2 separate regions of the Homo sapiens genome follow, and region 1 is linked to region 2. A link is a contact called in ENCODE Hi-C or POLR2A ChIA-PET data. All regions are on one chromosome and are shown on one strand. Each heading gives the region's core, a stretch centred on a gene start or an enhancer-like site at or near the end of the contact. The rest is flanking DNA. Distances are from core to core; before and after follow the strand shown. Region 1 overlaps CDON (cell adhesion associated, oncogene regulated). Region 2 holds the start of VSIG10L2 (V-set and immunoglobulin domain containing 10 like 2).

Region 1 (4,448 bases), core at 1,467-3,966, 88 kb before region 2:
GTTTGAGACCAGCTTGGGCAACATGTGAGACCCTGTCTCTACAAAAAGTGGAAGAATCAGCTGGGCGTGATGGCTTGCGCCTGTGGTGCCAGCCACTTGGGAGGTTAAGGTGAGAGGATCACTTAAGCCCAGGAGGCAGAGGTTGCAGTGAGCCATGATTGCACCACTGCACTCCAGTCCGGGCAGCAGAGCGAGACCCTGTCTCAAAAAAACAACATGAGTAAAGTTGTACGTTTTAAGAAAACTCACTAAAAACAAAAGAAACCCTCATGTTGTGCACAGAAGTCCACAATGACAAGTCCTTCAAAGAAGAGTGAGGCCTACAAGGGTATATACAGGTAGAAATGTATTCTATAAACATAGGGTCTGTTATTGTTTGACTATGAAATATGAGTATAGTATAATACAAAAGCCTTAAGAACTATGCCAAGACTTATACATGAGAATTGTTTCTTTAAAGAAGCCAGTTACCTTGGGAAACTGCATATTTAATCTCTTGTTACTCTTGTTGTGCCAAGAAATTTGGAGTCCTTTTAAAATTACCTTTATTGCTTGTGGTACATTAAAGAAAGTGTTTGATGTTCTTGATTTTTTGGAAATTGATTTTTTGGAAATAGTCATTAATGAATAAATTGGGTCATAATGTTGGAGTTAAGACTATATGTGTTTAAAAATCAGATGTAATCATAATGAGAATATTCATGCCTGCTTTATACATTGATACCAAAAATAATTAATAAGGGATTATGTTTTGCACAGAGAAGCATCATTGGAATAAGTTTTATCTGGGTTCCAGGTTGGGTCTATCTGCGGCTGTGTTTTTTTAGTAGTATGTATACATATGTGTGTATTTATATGTGTGTGTATGTACCTTTTCTGTATCAGTGTCTGTGAATTATTTCTTTGACCATCCTGCCAGTGTTGTGTTACAATCTGGCCACTGCCGCTTCGTGCATGTGTGGCCTAGCAGAGTTGTTCCAACAAACTTTGCTTTATTTTTGATAGTCAGGCCGGACCTGATGCCAAAGGCCACTTCTCGGGCTTTTCTGCTTGGACTAAAACTTCATGCTATGTTGTGTTATGTTTACAAAGATATTGTGATCCTAATTGATTTGTTTTTCTATTTTCTAGTTTCATCAGGGCATTGTATCCTGATGGTTACTTTGGTTTTAACTGCCTGGCACTGATTTTGAGTTTTCAAGGGTGCAGGTTTTCCTGACATAGGCCAATTTGTGTTTTTACTTAATTTTAGACTTGTCAGTCAATTGGTGCCAATTATGTACTAACTGCATAGTAATCTGTGATTGACTTGTATGTCAGCTTATGAATGTGCTTGAAGAACCCCTTTATCAATGCACAGCCTCTCTTCCATGGTAGGATGACAGCTTTGATGAAGCTGTGTCTGACCTAATTCCCATTACCAGTTTGAACAAAGCAGGGGCTGATAAGAAATCTAGATTTCTTCCATTATTTTATGTGGCCAAGTTTAAAGATGGAATAAGGTACTTGGAAACTAGTATTAATATGTTCTAGGTCTCTAGGAAACTCGTAACTTGACGGTAAGATAATGTAAAAGTCATTGTGGCAGAGACCCAGTGTTCAGCCAGCGTTGATTCAAGTTTATTTGCAGCAAAGATCCTTTTCCAAGATTTGTTTTTTTCTTATCTGCCTTTTCAATGCTTGACTGTGTATATTTGAATAATGTACTTCATGGAAATGAGTTTCTCCTTGAGGATTTTTTCCTTGTTATTAAAATGGAATCTAAGCCAAACCCCATGAGGGTGAGTCTTTTGTAACTGCCAGGGAAACTCTTATACTTAGGTTAGTCCAGTGCATAAGTCAGTAGGGTCTAAGCAAAGCGCTGGACCTGTTAACAACTACGTTAATTATATTACCTAACACCTATATGGGGCACTTTTTCAAATGTTTCCATATTCCTCCTGCTCATCCTCCAGCAGAAGTTAGTCAAATGTGTGTCTACATCTTTGCAATAGCTAGTTCTTAGCAAACTTAGCTTTTAGCATTTGTTTTGTGGTTACCATAACGGTTATTTTTTCCCATAAAGCCAATTCCAGTGACAAACTTGAAAAGCTACCAAGTGCTGGATTTGTGGAAGTGTTGACTCCATGGGACTTGCAAAATAATCCCCTTGAAATTTTCTATATTTTGTCTTTTTAATAATCTCTCTCACGCTGCTTTTTAGAATTTCACCATTTGTATGCAGCTATGCTTTTAAATATTTATAATGCTCCTGTACAACCCACTGTGGATGCCAGGATTATCTTCACAATTCTTGGCTTCCTGTGCTCTAGTGGCAGGAAGAAATAGTCTCTTAGAAAGAGAGTGGAACAGGAACACTTGACTTTTTTTTTTAAACACACAAATATTGTGAATAGAACCTAACTGAGCTTTTGCCCCCTCTCCTTTGGTGTAATTAGGACCACATTGATTCCTGTTGCAGCTGGCAGCCCCTCACTGTTGCCTTTTTCTGCGTGTGACCCTTGATCTCAGTGACCTTTCCTGGGGTTCGTCCTGGGCCCTTTTCATTGTGTTGGAGCTGAAGAGGCTCATGTGGAGTTGATTATTTCTTTGCTCATTTGGCCTTTTTGGTGCCATAACTCCAAGTCACTTCCATTTTCTTCCTCTACTTTTGGCAGTCCACGGTGAAAGGAAATGCTTTCGCAGGCAGCAGGATCGTTTGTATGCTTGGCTGACTCGACTGAGACTTGGGAGAAGTGGGGGAAGGGTTGCGAAGTCTGTAGGTGTGAACTTTTTTTTTTTTAAGTTGATCTGAATGATTGCACGATCATTAATAAGTGCTTATAAAGTAAGTACTGTGGAAAGCTGCATTTCACACCCAGGGGCTTCATCCTGGCAGGAAGAGAGCACTCCCAGTGATTGGCAGGGGGCCTTGGTGTCTGAGATCCTGCAACTTTACTTTGATGAGATTTATATGTTCCTCCTATGGACTGGGAGTGATGCGGCAGGTCAGAAGATACATCATTGTTAATTGCACATGACTGCTTTAAGAAATTCTTAAGTTTCTAAAAGAACCCCCATACGCCCCAGAGAGTAGCATGCTATTAGATAGTATGTTTGTTGCGACTAGACTTGTAGCACTCTGTTTGCCTCTCCTTTCCTCCTGTAGAATCATGGAAGATGTATGCCAGCTGTTACTCTCATTTTGGGAGAACCCCTGTGGACAGCATGAAGACCGTCCCTAATCAAAGCCTTTAGTAAGCATGAAGGAATGTGTCTGATTACCCTACACTGTAGTACCTTGGAAAGGTATAACAGTGTGAAATGTGAAATTAAATCACATTAAGAAACTCATTTTTAAAGTCTGACTGTTTGACTCCATCCCTGGAATATCATTTCTGTCTTTTCCTTTTTTTTGCTTTAAAACTTTTTCATTAGTAGTATTGATAGTGTGGTTTATTTTGAATGAGGAGTTTCTGTCCCTTCAAGCATGATAGTTTTGGGATTCAGCCTGAGCCATAGTTCCGTGTGTCTGCTGTTGCCCACCAGAGTGTCATCTGCGACCCAAATCTCTTAAGAGCTTCAGGCTTCTTTCTGCTTGCCTGCCCAACCTTCCTTAGAACCCCACTTACCTCCAGCTCCTCTTGTTATCTCCACACCTTCAGACGCTCTCCATTCCCTCTACCACCTCAAACAGCAGCAGCAGACCACAGAAGACCCTGCTGCTCCCATCTCAGTAAATGCACATCATCCACTCACTCACTTGTCTGAGTCAGAAGTCTGGACAGCAGCCTCGATTCCTTATTTACAGTCACAGCAGTGGGGAAATAGAGCAGTGGACAGATGAATGGATTCCAAAGATGTCCTAGGTCCTAGTGGTCTATTCTTTTCCAGTCCAACTCATTCATTATCAAAGTCCTGTTGATCACAGGGCCTCACTCTGTCACCCAGGCTAGGAGTACAGTGGTGCGATCATAGCTCACTGCAGCCTCAACCTCCTGGGCTCCAGGGATCCTCCCACCTCATCCTCCCAAGTAGCTGGGACTACAGGTGTGCACCACCACACCTGGATAATTTTTGTATTTTTGGTAGAGATGGGATCTCCCTATGTTGCCCAGGCTGGTCTTGGAATTTCTGTGCTCAAGTGATCCACCCACCTTGGCCTCCCAAAGTGCTGGGATTATAGGTGTATGCCACCGCTCCTGGCCTCTTACGTCTTTTAAATATGACCGTGTCTTAAAAATTTTTGAAAAACCTTTCAAATTTATCCCGTGATATTTCTCCAGTACAGGTCCCCGTATCTCTCACCATAGCCTTCTAACTTCTCTTATCCTCAACTGTTTTCCACATTGCAGTGTCAGCGATTTTTCAAAGGTACGGGACTGATCATGTCCTTGCCTGCTTAAAAGCCTTTGACACCCTCCTCTCAGAATAAAAGCCAAACACTTTAATATGATTTATATTGTTCT
Region 2 (4,015 bases), core at 154-2,653:
GAGCAGACATCCCCACTCCTCATGGGTCACTAGACCATCCAAAAGGCAGATTCGTGGACGTCACCCCAGACTATCAAGTCAGACACTCCCAGTGGTGGTGAGGGGGTCAGGGCCCAGGAATCCATATTTGTAACAAGCGCCCCAAGATCAGTCTGATGATCAGTCCCGTGACGATGGTGACCCTGGAGATAAGGAGATCTGCTTGGCCACTGGTGGCTCGGGGTCTGGAGTTCCTGTGTAAGGATTCCAGGAGGATCCCAGGGCTCCCTCCCACCCTGTTCCAGTTGATTGCAGCAAGGGAAAGAGGACACCGCCCGCATCAGCCCATCCAGCATTCGTTCAACTAAGCATAGAGTGCCGGGGTCACAAGGACAAATGAGCCCCCCACCCCTGCTCTCATGGAGTTCCCAGTCTATCAGGGACCAGCCATTAAGTAGTTCCTGTGGAGTAAGTCACTTAACAGGTGTTCTCGGCTCAGGGCCCAGCCCTCAACCCCAGCCTAAGCCCAAGTACCATGTTCCCCGCTGTCCCCTCACATGTGGCCAGGGTGGGCCTCATGCCATGAAGTGCTGAGGACCTCAGCAAATTTGCATGAAAGTAAGTCTCTGGGGCCGGGCTCAGTGGCTCAGGCCTGTAATCCCAGCACTCTGGGAGGCTGAGGCGGGCAGATCACCTGAGGTCAGGAGTTTGAGACCAGCCTGGCCAACATGGCAAAACCCTGGCTCTACTAAAAATACAAAAATTAGCTGGGCATGGTGGCACACACCTGTAATCCCAGCTACTTGGTAGGCTGAGGCTGGAGAATCACTTGAACCCAGGAGGCAGAGGTTGCAGTGAGCCGAGATCACACCACTGCACTCCAGCCTGGGTGACAGCAAGACTCCATCTCAAAAAAAAAAAAAGAATAAAAATATGTAACCCAGAAACCAATTTCTTCCAACCCCATGGACATTGCTTTGGCCCAAGATGCCAGCATCTCTCACCTGGATTATGGCAATGATCTCCTGATTGCCCTAATCCCCCTCAAAACCAGGGAGCTTTCTGAAACCTGGATCTGACCATACCACTCCTAGGCTTACCACCTCACAGTGGCTCTCAGGATGACTCCAGCTTCTCAAGGTTAAGCAGAGTGCTCTCACCTACGTGGCACATAGTAGTCGCTCAGTGAACGCTAGTTAAATGTCTAGCCGATGAATGACTGAACGGACTTCATGGAATGGAGTGCAAAAGGAGGATCCCCCAGGAAGTGGCAGGAATAATGGGATGGGAGTGGGAAATGAACCCCCTGGGGGGTCTGAGTATCACTCACCTGAGGCCCTCAGGTGCAGAAGGCAGAGGTGTATCAGCAGCAGGAGGCTGACTGGGCTGTGCTGGGCCCTCTGACCCACCATGGCCCCATCTCCCTGATGGCCACCCACCTGAGGCTCCTGCCTGACCTGTGGGCCCCTTCTACCCAGAGCAGAGCCCAGCCCTGGGAGGATGGTGGTCTGGCTCAGGTTGCCAACTTTAGCCCTGCCCATGCCTCCACCCCTGCTCTCCTGTTACCCTCAGTGCCTCGATGACTCGTTAATTATTTACCAGATGATTCACCCCATCCATAATGCAGAATTGGGGAGGGTAGGACGTGGCTGGGGCAGACCCAGGGGAGAGGACCACGAGCTCCCTGCATTTTCGCTCAAAGGATATTGTAAAATTAGAATCACTGGACAGAGTTGAGAAAGGCCCCCAAACTCTTCTGGTCCAATTACCTGCCCAACACAGGACTCCCGACCACAGGGACCTTGAGGTTCAAACAACCTTTAGGTGGAGTGGCGGGAGGAGCTGTGGAGTCAGACAGCTGGGGTTGGTGATAATCTGAAAAGCGAGGACGTTTCCGAGCCTCCCTGGGCCCTAGCTTCCTCACAGATAAGTGGGATAATAACACCTTCTTTGTTGTAAAGAGTATATTGTGAATATCAAATGACAAGACTTAAATTAGCACACGGGGGTGCTTTTTGGGTGCTGAAATGTGCTGTTCCTTGAGTCGAGTGAGGGTTACAGTTCCTCAAGCTGTACGTTTATTTTTTATGTACTTTACAAATCTTTGATATAATTCATGCACACATATGTGTTTGATATCATTCATTCATTCATTCATGCCTGTCCACACATGCGCTCATGCACACACACGGATGAACAGTGCCCAGCATGCAGTAGGTGCACCATTCATGCTCCTAGCTAGATTTGAACTATCAAGTCTGGATCCCGGAGCTGGGCTGGAGCCCAGCATTCCTGCTGTCCAGGGCTCTCTGAATTCTCTGTCTCTCTAGCTCTTGGAGCATATCCTGTTGTCTAGCTGTCTCTGAATGACAGCCCGAGAGGGGGTCAGATTTTTCCATCCTCTGGTGGCAGGGTTAGACGGAGGATGAGATTCCTGAACCCCAGTGAGAAGGGGGATCTGATGTCCGGTTTCAGGTTCTCCAAGGCTCAGCCAAGACAGGAGCTGTCAGAGTTGAATTCCAGGTGGCTCCTCCAGGGCCCAAGATGTCACTGTGGCACTCTGGCTTCTCACTTGCCTGGGACAGTGGCTGCATGAAGAGGCTGTATGGACAGACCCCTATCCCACCCTCACTCGATCCACGGCCAAGCCCTTCCATGCCTTCCTCAGGGTCTCGAGTTCCCTTTCCCTCCTAACTCAGCTATGGAGCAGAATGGCAGGTGGTCCCTGAGAGTCAGGTTTGACTGCCCCTGGTGACCAGTGCATACGGGCCACTCATTTGATTCCCCCACTCCCCAGACTGGGAATCTCCTCCGATCTCCCTTAGAGGTTCCTATGGAAATAAAGTGTGGGGATCCGGCAGCACTCTCCACCTCAGGGTGGCCGGCCCCTGTCTCTGGAGAGAACGGGAGAATTCTAGCCATGTGAATCAGGGGAGCTTTAAAGGATCCTCTGGCAGTGGCAAGAGCTTGTGCTGATGCAGAGTTAGTCTACGCTGCTTGCGTTATCAGCCCCCCAGCCTTTTCTCAGCTGGGGCATCAGGAACACGGAAGTCAGGTGGGGCTCCTCAACCTGCTCTTTCCCCTTAGGAAGGGGACCCTCGAAGGGAGAGTCAGGGAGAGAGGGTATATTAGTCAGGGGTCTCCAGAGAAAGAGAACGAAGAGGTTGTATGTATATACAGAAAGGGATTTATCATAAGGAATCGGGTCATGTGATTATGGAGGCTGACAAATCTCAAGATCTGCTGTCCACAGGCTTGAGATCCAGGGAGAGCTGAGGTTTCAGTTTGAGTCTGAAGGCAGGAAAAGACCGCAGTTCCAGTTCAGGCAGTCAGGCAGGCGGAGTTCCATCTTACTCAGCCTTTTTGTTCTGTTCGGGCCGTCACCTGATTGGATGAGGCCCACCCATGTTGGGGAGGGCAATGTTCTTTACTGATTCTATCAATTCAAATGTTCATCTCACCCCAGAACACCCTCCCGAAACACCCAGAGTGATGTTTGAAATATCTGGGTACCCCATGACCTAGCCAAGTTGACACATAAAACAGACCATCACAGAGGTGAAGCCTACCCCCATCCTGTGTCCTGGCTCTGCCAGAACAGGAACCCCATGGCAGAGCCACAGCCCCTGTCTGGAAGAGAAGAGATGTGTCTGGAATGGGAGAACAGGCCCAGGGCTCCTGTCCCTGCTGCCTCGGGAGGTGAGGAGCTGGGAGAGACAAGGTGAGCTGGTTCCTTGCTTTGAGAGACAAGAAAGCGCAGTAATGAGAACACACATTTATCTCTTTATTACTGTGTGACCTCAGCATCTTACAGAACTTCTCTAAGCTTCAATTTCTTCCTTTAATGGTTTTCCTGTGAGGAACACATGAGATTATGCATGTATAGCTCCTGCCTCTTAAACTTACTTATACCTCTTAACCAAAGAACGTAAACAATGAATTGAACAAATGTTTCTTGAGCGTCTAAGTTTAAGGCACAGGGATGGGGTCAGATTTTTCCATCCTCTGGTGGCAGGGTTGGAGGCCTGACAAGAGA

Evidence for each region. A loop is a pair of places that touch in the nucleus more often than their neighbours do. ChIA-PET counts read pairs that join two places held with the same protein, here RNA polymerase II (POLR2A). Pooled maps may share reads with other maps.
Region 1: a loop to region 2 is called in a map of right lobe of liver, with 2.1 times the contacts of the local background. The contact joins the enhancer-like site here to the promoter of VSIG10L2 in region 2. A Hi-C loop is called at or near these places in 5 of 168 maps with a recorded cell type or tissue (Right ventricle myocardium inferior, heart right ventricle, right cardiac atrium and 2 more) and 5 of 50 pooled maps. POLR2A ChIA-PET finds 5 or more read pairs at or near these places in 1 of 52 experiments (Panc1).

The regions. Positions count from the first base shown.
Region 1 is chr11:126,032,464-126,036,911 of GRCh38, reverse strand. The region is part of intron 1 of CDON (cell adhesion associated, oncogene regulated); the gene reads left to right. Among named protein-coding and RNA genes, the nearest start is that of CDON, 28 kb to the left of the region's middle. Within about 2 kb of position 2,716, at least 2 of the 41 ENCODE cell types and tissues checked have a DNase peak (open chromatin) inside an H3K27ac peak, as active enhancers do.
Region 2 is chr11:125,943,432-125,947,446 of GRCh38, reverse strand. VSIG10L2 (V-set and immunoglobulin domain containing 10 like 2) reads right to left here and starts at 1,403. Exons shown (of 12, transcript NM_001365077.2): 1 at 1,310-1,403. The coding sequence starts at 1,391.